2 separate regions of the Mus musculus genome follow, and region 1 is linked to region 2. The links are chromatin loops, found by intact Hi-C in ENCODE. Cell type or tissue: left cerebral cortex. All regions are shown on one strand. Each heading gives the region's core, and the rest is flanking DNA. Links, peaks and the distances in the headings are about the cores only.

Evidence for each region. A loop is a pair of places that touch in the nucleus more often than their neighbours do. Peaks named below come from ENCODE experiments on the same cell type or tissue, not always from the same donor. Only the 100,000 strongest peaks of a DNase experiment are listed, where the experiment ranks them.
Region 1: a loop joins it to region 2, with 4 times the contacts of the local background. A loop is called at or near these places in 2 of 42 quality-filtered maps.

What each region holds. Positions count from the first base shown.
Region 1 is chr14:92,313,908-92,319,297 of GRCm38, reverse strand. No RefSeq gene overlaps it. Among named protein-coding and RNA genes, the nearest start is that of Gm24127, 52 kb to the left of the region's middle. In left cerebral cortex, for the core only: no CTCF peak of the experiment used is centred there; DNase peaks (open chromatin) are centred at 2,299 and 2,808; H3K27ac peaks cover 483 bases.
Region 2 is chr14:92,612,862-92,618,251 of GRCm38, reverse strand. No RefSeq gene overlaps it. Among named protein-coding and RNA genes, the nearest start is that of Gm24127, 250 kb to the right of the region's middle. In left cerebral cortex, for the core only: no CTCF peak of the experiment used is centred there; DNase peaks (open chromatin) are centred at 2,095 and 2,459.

The sequences.
Region 1 (5,390 bases), core at 217-5,216, 300 kb after region 2:
TACACAGAGAAACCCTGTTTTGAAAAAACAAAAAACAAAAAAAACAAAATAAAACAACAAGAACAGAAAGCTTAGACTGGGTGATTATAGAACTTTAGTATTATAAGAGGAAGATAGCCTAGCAATTGGACCCTTTAAAATTTATTATTATTGCTAAAATGCATTTTAAATTATGATGTAATTAATATCAATTATTTTAATTGAAAATAAATCCTTTTCTCAGATTTATAGTATAAACATCACATGTACTTGAATTTCTTTTTTCTATTTAGTATGTGCACATAAGGTGGCACTTCAGAGTATTAAAGACATAGCCTCTTATGTAAGGTGTTCTAATCTTCAAATCTTCTATTACCAATTCTCCTTTTACTCTTTATTGTGAGACAGGGATTCACTAAGTTGTCTGGTTAGGCCATGAACTTAATATGTAGCACAGTCAGGGCCTGGACTTTCAGTTTCCTTCCCTATACTATGAAACAGTTGAGATAGAATTTCAAGCCTTTACTGTAGTTTATAGATAAATTATAAATTTCATTGTTCTGTGGTGGTTGGTAGTAAGAATTCAAAATATTTGTCACATGAAAAGACTTAAGGGTATTTTTCTTGCTTATGTTTATGAACTTGGAATTTACTGGGTACGTACCATACAGAAAAATATCTAAGACCAGTCAAAGTAGATTCACAGCTTAGTTTTCACAGAAGTGGCACAGTGTATATTAAATTTCACCCTTTAGTTCTTAGCTAAACACTTTAATATATAGGAATATACAGGAAACACTTCTTACCTTTTAATATAGCGAGTGATCACAATGATATATATATATATATATATGTATATATATATATATGCATATATATATATATACACACACACACGCGCGCGCGCACACACACACACGTGTGTGTGTTTTCATTTTTAAATGTTCAATTATCAATGTTGAGAAACAGGGATATTTAAGAGATAAAGCAGGTCTCCCAGGTGTGACTTGCAGTGGTTTGCTATAATTAGGATACTGGATGAAGTAATTAAGCTGTGTTTGTGTATTGACAGACACTCCTGAAGCACAAATGGGGCTATACATACCTGCCCACATTCTGCCATGAAAACATTCCCATGGTAAAATAAATTTCCTACACAAATAAAAGAAATCAATAAAAGAAGAAAGAAGGAGGAGGAGGTGGAGGAGGTAAAGCTGCAGTATTTGGAGCTGAGAAATGACCCAGTGGTTTAGAGGACTTACTCCTTTTGCAGAGGAGCTTACGTTGTCCCTAGAACCTACATTACAACTGTTTGTAATGCCAGCTCCAGGGAATCTTCCACCTCTTCTGATTATTTACCATCCCTACATTCATTTGGTACACATACATACATACATTCACACTGCACACACACTCGCGCATGCATACACAAACACACACACACAAACACACACACACACACACACACACACACACACACACACACACACTAATGTGAATACATATTTTTAAAAGAAGGCTGTGATGCAATATGGCCTTTCAGTGGAACAGAGAACTGCATACTCTTCCTCTGAAGGCTTTTATTTGAACTCCTCATTTGAAGGTAGAACTAAAGTAGCCAGTTTATTGTAAAATGAATACCAGAAAGCAGTGGCGATAAAGCAGAAGTTTCCAATACCTATCATCTACCTACTATCACGCTTATATTTTTCCCTAGAGCAATTAAGTTATCTTGACAAAAATTATCTGTTAAAATGCAAGTCGACCCCAGTTTAAGGTACAGCTATTCATCCCTATAGTAAGTCAGAAGCCTGCAAAGCACAGGAAGGCAACTAGAAAGTCACGTGCATCATTTCTTCTGGAAATAACATTTCCGCTTCATTCTCTTGCATCATGGATAGACTGCTCTCATTTTTAAGAGACGATGTTTTAAGTTGAGATACTGCATCATTTCCTATATTCCAGTCAACCATAAGGTAAAAGTTGCAATAAAGTCTTTTTAATTGGTTAGAATATCATAGATGACTGATTGTCTAGTGAACTAATCCTGCCATAATAATTGATCATTTAGCTCTGATTTCTGCGAGAGACATAACTTGCTTCACTCTTCGTCTTACAATTGGGAGTAAGAAATAGTTGGTGAAGAATCATTTGATAGTTTTCTGATGACCTTCTAGATATGGTGTTGAAATCACTGTCAAATATGGCATAGTGAATCATCTCTGAAACTTTCACCTGCAATAGAATAGCCTGAAGGAAATTTTAATAAACAGATTGCTGGGCCTCACTCCCAGAATTTCTGACTCAATATGTCTGGGATAAAATCCAAAATGTGCATTTCTAAGCTGCCAGATTATTTTCATGGTGCTATTTGAGTTTCACACTTAAGGACATAAGGGGTATTTGAGTTCCCCACTTATGAAAACCAACTCATGATACAACCAAAATATATCAAATGACTTTTTATGATATAACAGTAATCCACAGGATGGAATCAGTCAGTTTAGTTGAACTTGGTCAATCAGTTGATTTCCCACTGTTTCATCAAAGCTTGAGCATTTTCCATATGTAGTGTGATTGCTTTGTTACATGTGGAGAGTCACAGTATATAGAGGAGTGTGTGTGAGATGTGTTATATGTTTCAGAATTAAACTGTGTCAACAGCCTTATAGGTTGTAGCTAGCACACTAGCACAAAATTTTCCTTCAGATTTTTCTAAGATCATAATTCTATCTTCAAGATGCCTAGTATAAATTCTAACATATGACATATGACATACACTCTCATCTTTACAACTAAGGAGCTGAAGTTCATAGAAGACTACATTTTTCTCTCCACATATCATAGAAGTGAGGGCACAGAGCCACATCCCCAAATTTAGAGCGATCCCATCTTGAATCCATTAAAAAAAATCTTACAAGAAACAGAAATCCCAGAATCAAAAGTTAGTAGGAACAACTTATTTGTAATTTTGGAAAATGTCTGTGAGGGGAATATATATTGTTAGGAGAGTGAGATACTGCTGGAGCGTCACAATAGAATCAAACACAACATAGTGAGTTTTGTACAAAACATCCTATATGACACAAGCATATATTTGAATCATTTAATAGAGAAGAAAAATGAAAATAGGAGAATAAATAATTGACGTAATCACAGTGAATTTACTAAAACTAATGAAAGACTCGGATCATGTTCCAGAAGATGCAAAAAAACATTACCAAGAAACTTAAAAGGAAAGCGATACACAAACAGAAAACTTTGGAAAAAAACTGCTCAGATACACTAAAGATAAAAATGAGAATTAAGCTGGGCAGTAGTGGCACATATCTTTAGTCCCAGCACTTGGGAGGCAGAGGCAGGCAGATTTCTGAGTTTGAGGCCAGCCTGGGCTCAGAGTGAGTTCCAGGACAGCCAGAGTAACCCTGTCACACACACAAAAAAACAAAACAAAATAACAAAAAACAAAAAACAAAAACAAAAACAAAAAACAAAAACAAAAACAAAAACAAAAACAAAAACAAAAACAAAAACAAAAAACAAAAACAAAAACAAAAACAAAACAAAAACAAAAAAACAAAAACAAAACCCAAACAAATAAAAGACAAATCCATTTTTGGAAACTTTTCAAAAATGAAAACAAAGAACAAAATTCAAAAACAAAACAAAAAGATAAAAAAGTGACAAATTCAAAGAAATAAAGTATGAATAGAAAAGTTTAAAAATATTGAATATGCAGTAAAAATACTGTTCATAACTAGAAAAAATAAGACTTTCTGAAGTTTTAAAAACTATCATATTTTCACAAGAAATACACTGCAAAAGATTTTAACAGTTATTATTTTATCTTTTCTTACTTCACTCCAGATTTCATTCCTCTCCTGGTCTCCATCCCATACTTCATCCCCATACCCCTGTCTCCATGAGAATGTCCCACCCCCGCCACACCACCAGATCTCTAAACACCCAGGGGCCTCCAGTATCTTTAGGGTTTAGTGTATCTTCTCTGACTGAACCCAGACCCACCAGTCCTCTGCTGTATATGTGTTGGGGACCTCATATCAGCTGTTGTATGCTGCCTGGTTGGTGGTCCAGTGTCTGAGAGGTTCAGTGTCTGAGAGATTTCAGGGACCCAGGTTAGTTGAGACTGCTGGTCCTCCTATGGGGTTGCCCTCCTTCTCAGCTTCTTCCAGTTTTCCTTAATTCAGCCACAGGGGACTGCAGCTTTTGTCCACTGGTTGGGTGCAAATATTTGCATCTGACTCTTTCAGCTGTTTGTTGGGTCTTTCAGGGGGCAGTCATCATAGGTCCCTTTTTGTGAGTGTTGCATAGCCTCAGTGATAGTGTCAGGCCTTGAGGCCTCCCCTTGAGCTGGAACCCACTTTGGGCCTGTTGCTGTTCCTTTCCTCAGGCTCATCTCCATTTCCATTCCTTCAGGTTTTTCAGAAACAGAATCAATTATGGGTTAGAGTTTTGACTGTGAGTTAGTGACTCTATCCCTCACTTGATGCCTGTCTTTCTACTGGATCTGGGCTCTACGAGTTTCCTAACAGTTCTTTACATAGAATTAGTATACTAAGAAACTCAGATCTATGTAAAAGTAGATAGATATTCACAATTAGAATAAATGAATATAAAATAATTTAGAGTTAAAAATAATATATTTGTATCTTAAAATTATAAAAGTCTCTACATTATGTAAAAACAGTAGTCAAAATATAATAACAGATGACCATAAAGTCAGATCAAATGAGTTAAATAAAAACAATGTGACAAAAATAGGATGAGATGATTTCTGACAACAGTGTATATTTCCTCTCTTGCTGTTAGTTCTAATGGCTACTTGGAATGGGTTATACTACTTTAAGCTATATTGCAAATTATATGTAATCACTACCATTCTAAGGACCAGTATGAAAAATTTAAGTATAGAAGATGAAAAAATAAAAACTTCATTATATTAGGTAATGCATAAAATGTGAGGAAAATGAATGAAAATTTTATGTTAAAAAAAGAAAACACAATCATGATGACAATTAATCTCACATAGTAAGTATAAGTTACCGTTTCCATTGCTCTAATAAAATACCTTTAAATCCAGGTTAAAAGTTGTATTTTTGCGCTTTAATGGATGGTACAACCAATATCATTAGGTAATGCATGAGTGTTAATGCATCGGCAGGACTTTGATGACTCTGGTCCCACTGTATCTCCAATCAAAAGCAAAGAAAAATAGACCCTTCTACTACACTCATTTTCTCATTTCAGAAACTCTGTCCATAGAGTTGTGAAACTTACAATCAAGGCAATTTTTCTTGGTTAGGTTAAATGCCTCTGAAATCTCCATTGTGTAAACCAAGATATAGGTTTTCAGGGTCATTTTAATTTTGTGAAAGTAACAAGCAAGTTTA
Region 2 (5,390 bases), core at 79-5,078:
CTGACATGCCAGACAGAGAAAGTAAGCATGTTGCTTCTCTCACAGCTAATAAATGCAGAGCAAGATGCAGGTTCAGGAATGACGTCTTTAAGTACTTCACTTTCCAGAAATCAAGGGTGGTGTTCTAACAATACATAAAGCCCCTAAACAATACAGAATGCTCAAACCTATAAACTTTTCCTCTGGAATGAAGAAAACACGTACTTGTATTGTCAATCAATCTTGGGTCTGCTTTATCAAGATGCAAAGAAAAGAAAGTTGCAACTGAAAAAGAAAGGGACTTTTTCCTCAAAGCATGAACAAATGGTATTTGAGAGAAGATTTTTTTCTTTTTCTTTTCTTTTCTTTTCTTTTCTTTTCTTTTCTTTTCTTTTCTTTTTTTTTTTTTTCTTGATAAGATGAACTGTCTCAAGCCACACAGTCAGAGAGAAAAGCAACGTTCTTTTATTTTCATTTTTGATAGTGATGCTTCTGGCCTTTTCTGCCATGTATCTTTGAAACAAGTGACTCAGTCAGAGACCTTGGGAAGATAACACCAAACGACTCCTACAGACCTCAGTCTGAGAGCTATAGCCACTAAGAAGAAGTGGATAAACTCTTCCTGACATGTGGGATGTAATGAAATAGTTGTGACTTAGCTGAGGCCTGGAATGACAATGGATTCTGACCACGGGCCATTCAGCGTCTATTCTCTACGTTACCCATTGCATCCCAGATCACTCTTGGGAATATCTGGTTGTGTACATTCTAAAAACTGTTTGTTGCTACTTGATTTTTCTTGAAGTACAATCTCTGTAATCTCCCAGGTAGACCTCAGCAGAGACTTACCAACATATATTGTATTCAAAAGTGTGACAGCTAATATTTTTCCAGAATCTTTTTTTTTTTTTTTTTTTTTTTTTTTTTTTTTTTTTGCTGTTCCAGAATCTAAAGTTGACCTCCTTGCTACTGATAATAGGAAAGCATCCTTGCTGGCAGCCTTTCCCGGAGGCATCACGTATGGAATGGTCCACCTATGACCACATCTTGTCCTGGTAAGAGAAGTACTTTCTGGTCCAATGTAAACCACAGCAGGAATACTCCAGATGGTATAGACTCATCTAACAATAAATTAGCTTCCATCCTTATGAGTTACCACAATTTCAACATCTTTTTATTATAATTGTGGCCATATTACAAAACCTTAGGCTAAATACATCTTTAAGTTGATAATGAGAGCCTATCCAGAATTACTTTGCACAGTGGGTATCCTTATTTCAAATTCATTGTACACATGATTATGTAAGATTCCCTAATGGCTTGAGGGTTCTGCTCAGATTGCAATCTTTCCTTAAAAGCTACTCATGAGGCTTACTTGCTGATATCTACCGTTGACCCTACTTCAATTCCAACAGGCAAGGTCCATTTGCAAGCACAGAACGGAAATTGAAATGTCAAAAGATGTGCTGGCAAGGAGAAGAAAATAGAGAAGAATCTCTGTACTCTTGTTAATCTTTGCAGATTAATATTCCACAAATAGCATTTGAGAGTGGTCAGTTTCATAGTTATAGCTTTAGCATTATGGCATTTTGATTTTACTTACGGCCTGCTTTAGTGAATGAGTCTGCCTCTTGCAATAGCTACAAGCAAATATATAAAACAAACAAACAAACAAACTATTAGAAATAATTATTGTAACAAGAACCTATTCAAATATATTTTCTGTCTTCATACTTTATATCCATTTTAACATGACCTATGCCTTACAAATCCTTAGCAGAGTCTGTTTTCCAAATCCAAAGTATGTGACCCTTACTGAGAAAAAATGCATTTTAATATAGTAAGCTTTTTCTATTTTTTTATTTAAATATGGGTAATGTATATATATATATGTATATATATATATATATATATATATATTTATAAACGCCTGTATTTAGAATTAAAATAACACAAAATTCAGGTGCAAACACCATATTATACAACTATAAAACAACTGGATGCTCACAGTCAGCTATTGGATGGATCACAGGGCCCCCAGTGGAGGATCTAGAGAAAGTACCCAAGGAGCTGGGGGGATCTGCAACCCTATAGGTGGAACTACAATATGAACTTACCAGTACCCCTCACAGCTCGTGTCTCTAGCTGCATATGTATCAGAAGATGGCCTAGTCGGCCATCATTGGAAAGAGTGGCCCATTGGTCTTGCAAACTTTATATGCCTCAATAGAGGGGAACACCAGGGCCAAGAAGTGGGAGTGGGTGGGTGGGGGAGTGGGTGGGGGAGGGTGTGGGGGACTTTTGGGATAGCATTGGAAATGTAAATGAAATCAATACCTAATTTTAAAAAAGCAACTTCTTAGTATTGTCTATACAATTTAAAAGTATCAGAGCGTTGGACAAGGACAGCAGAATTCCAGCCATCTGTAGCACACGCTAAACTGCGAAACATGATGTGTGTGGACATCCTGAGTCATGAGAGCTTCTCTGGCTTCCTACGCATTTTATGTATTCACAGAAATTCTGCACTTGCAAGCCTCTCACCCATGTGCAGTGGACTATAGCAAAAAATAACCATCTACTTTTCTTGTAAAGTCTTTGCTTTATTAGATTTGTTCAAATCTGAAAAAATTTTTTATTGTTTTTGCACTGTACTGTGAATTCTACCACAGGTGAGTAACCCTTGTAACATTTCTTCTGCCAAATTGTTCAGGTTCACAATTGACAGAGAATCAACAAAGCCCAGGATTAGCTTGCAACCCCTGAAACCATGGACCGCCTAAATCCTCCCTCCTTTATTAAGTTGGTTATTTGGGAATTGTGTCATGGTAAAGCAAAAAATGACAAACAGAAATAGCATGCTTTCTTCTTTCTTAGTTTCATTCTTTGTTTCTTTGTTTCTTGCTTTTCTTTTCATCTATCTAACTATGTATCCATCTATCTATCTACATATCTGTCTCTCTCAAATCTATTTATTTATTGGAGACAAGTTTTCTTGATGTAGCTCTGGTTGTCTTAGAACTTGCTTTATAGATCACACTGACCTCAAACTCAGAGATCCTCTTGCCTTTGCCTCTAGGGTGCTGGAACTAAAGAAGGCACTCCTACCACGTGGCTTCTTTTTCCTTTCTTCCTTGACCTGAGCATAAAATAATATTGGACGAATAAGATGATGTATGGAAAGGCCCAAACAAAACAAAACAAAACAAAAAACCAAAAAGTTATCTAATTTAGTACATGGCCCTCGGATAAGTGTGTCATATTTACCCAAGTAAAAGCAGCAAAGCGCCATATACTTGCTCTTGTAGCTTAGATGTGCATAGAGGAGTGAGGAAGTTGCTGAGTTCTAGCTCTGGTAGAGTTCAAAACTTGGAGGAGGATGTGTGGTACAGGTGAAAGAAGACTTTGACCAAAAGGTGCAGTTCACACACACTGGCACTGAGACTACTCAGGCCACCTTTATTTATGCATCTCTTTGTTCACAGCTGAAAGGTTTTGCATTCATTTTTTCATTTTTCTCATGTACAGTGTCTTTTGAGGACTTCCTATGTTTAACAATAATGTACACACTACACTTTTCTGCTTTCTTCTCTTCCTAAATCTCAGTGGTTTCCTGCTAACCCATGAAGTGCAACACAAAGAGGGAACATAGCTTCAGCAAGTAATTAGAATAGTCTCCAAGTGACTGAGTTTGGTAGAATTGCAGTAACAGTGTAGAGAGATGACAGACTACATAACCAGAAAATATTGATGTAATTATTGGCATCTATCATCTCCCATATCCTAATCAGGAGATCTAATTACTCAAATGCCAGAGATATCAACAAGTTAGTAAACTGAGTCAGTTTCTGCACCTTTCTTTGATTCCTCTGAATGTTCACATTAGGTCATGGAACCAATTACTCAGCAAGACCTGTCTAAATTTTTGATAATCAACTAACTGCTGTTTGAAACAGTTTGGAGAGCAAATTCTTGTTAGAACTAAGTTCCCATCTGAAGAGAACATAAAGGTGTTAGCTGATGAACCAAGACCAAGACCTTGTGTTGACTCAACTGCGCTATTGACAAACAGAGGAATAAAAAGTCTATTTCATTCCCAGGTTCCTCAGAGACAAACAAAACTGGACCATTGTCCAAGCTTACTTTTTCTGATTCTGGGGAAATATGTCACATATAAAGTAAAGTAAAACGTTCCAGTAACAATGCTAAGAATGCAAATGCAAGACAAAAGCAAACCAAGCCTCAGGAAAGGCTGGGTAATTCAGTATGAATGACCCCACAAGCCCTTGCAGGGACCCACTCCTCAGGCCTTGTCAAAAGGAGAACACTCTCCACTACACTTATGTACTTTTTCTAGCAGAAGTTTGGTCACCTCCAGGAAGTATCTATCCAAGTCACAAAATTCCTCTCTCTCTCTCTCTCTCTCTCTCTCTCTCTCTCTCTCTCTCTCTCTCTCTCTCTCTCTCATCTCTTCATGCACTTAAGGGTTTTGCATTACCATGCTTGTAGTAAAAGGCAACTTCCGCATGAAGTCTGTTTAATGTCTGGTTTGAACGCCAACAATGTCAATCCCATATCAGACAACCTGTAAAATGTCCCTTTCTCTCTCTTGTCTCTCACAATGGGACAAATCTGATTTTTGGGCCACTGCCATACATCTTCTGTTTAAAATGCCCCTGTTCAAGACATCCTGCTTGATATTTCTCTTTGGTCTCTCAATATCCTAATATTATTTCTGGTTTTCCTTTACATTTTCTTTCATTGTATCTGTGAGATACAGCTAGCACATGCACATATCTCTATTGCTTTGATGAATGTTCTTTTTCTTTCTTATGCATGCATACAAAGAACATATAAGGATTTAATGTATGTATGTTTTTCCTAATGTTAAGTATATTTTCCTTGTCTCACACATTAACTTGGGATTTCATAAAAATAGCACCATAACTATGGACCTTAAGTAACAGATATTTTTGGTCTTATAGTTCTGGAGCTGCAGTGTATATTCAGAATGTAAACGTGCTTGGCTTCTAGTGAAAATCCAAACCTGCACTTGCCCATGGCTGTTATTTTACTGAGTTGTGTATAAACTATCCATCCATAGTTTCTGGTATCTCTCCATAACTATATGACTCTTTAGGATCAATGGTGTCACTCATGATTTCAATTAAAATCAAGTCCAAGAGGATTAAGGATATCAATGTAAAAACAGACACACAGAATCTCATAGAGGAGACAGTGGGAAACATTGTCTTAGTTAGGGTTTTACTGCTGTGAACAGACACCTTGACCAAGGCTACTCTTACAAGGACAACATTTAATTGGGGCGGGTTTACAGTCTCAGAGGTTCAGCCTATTATGCTCAAGGTAGGAACATGGCAGCATCCAGGCAGACATGGTGTAGGAGGAGC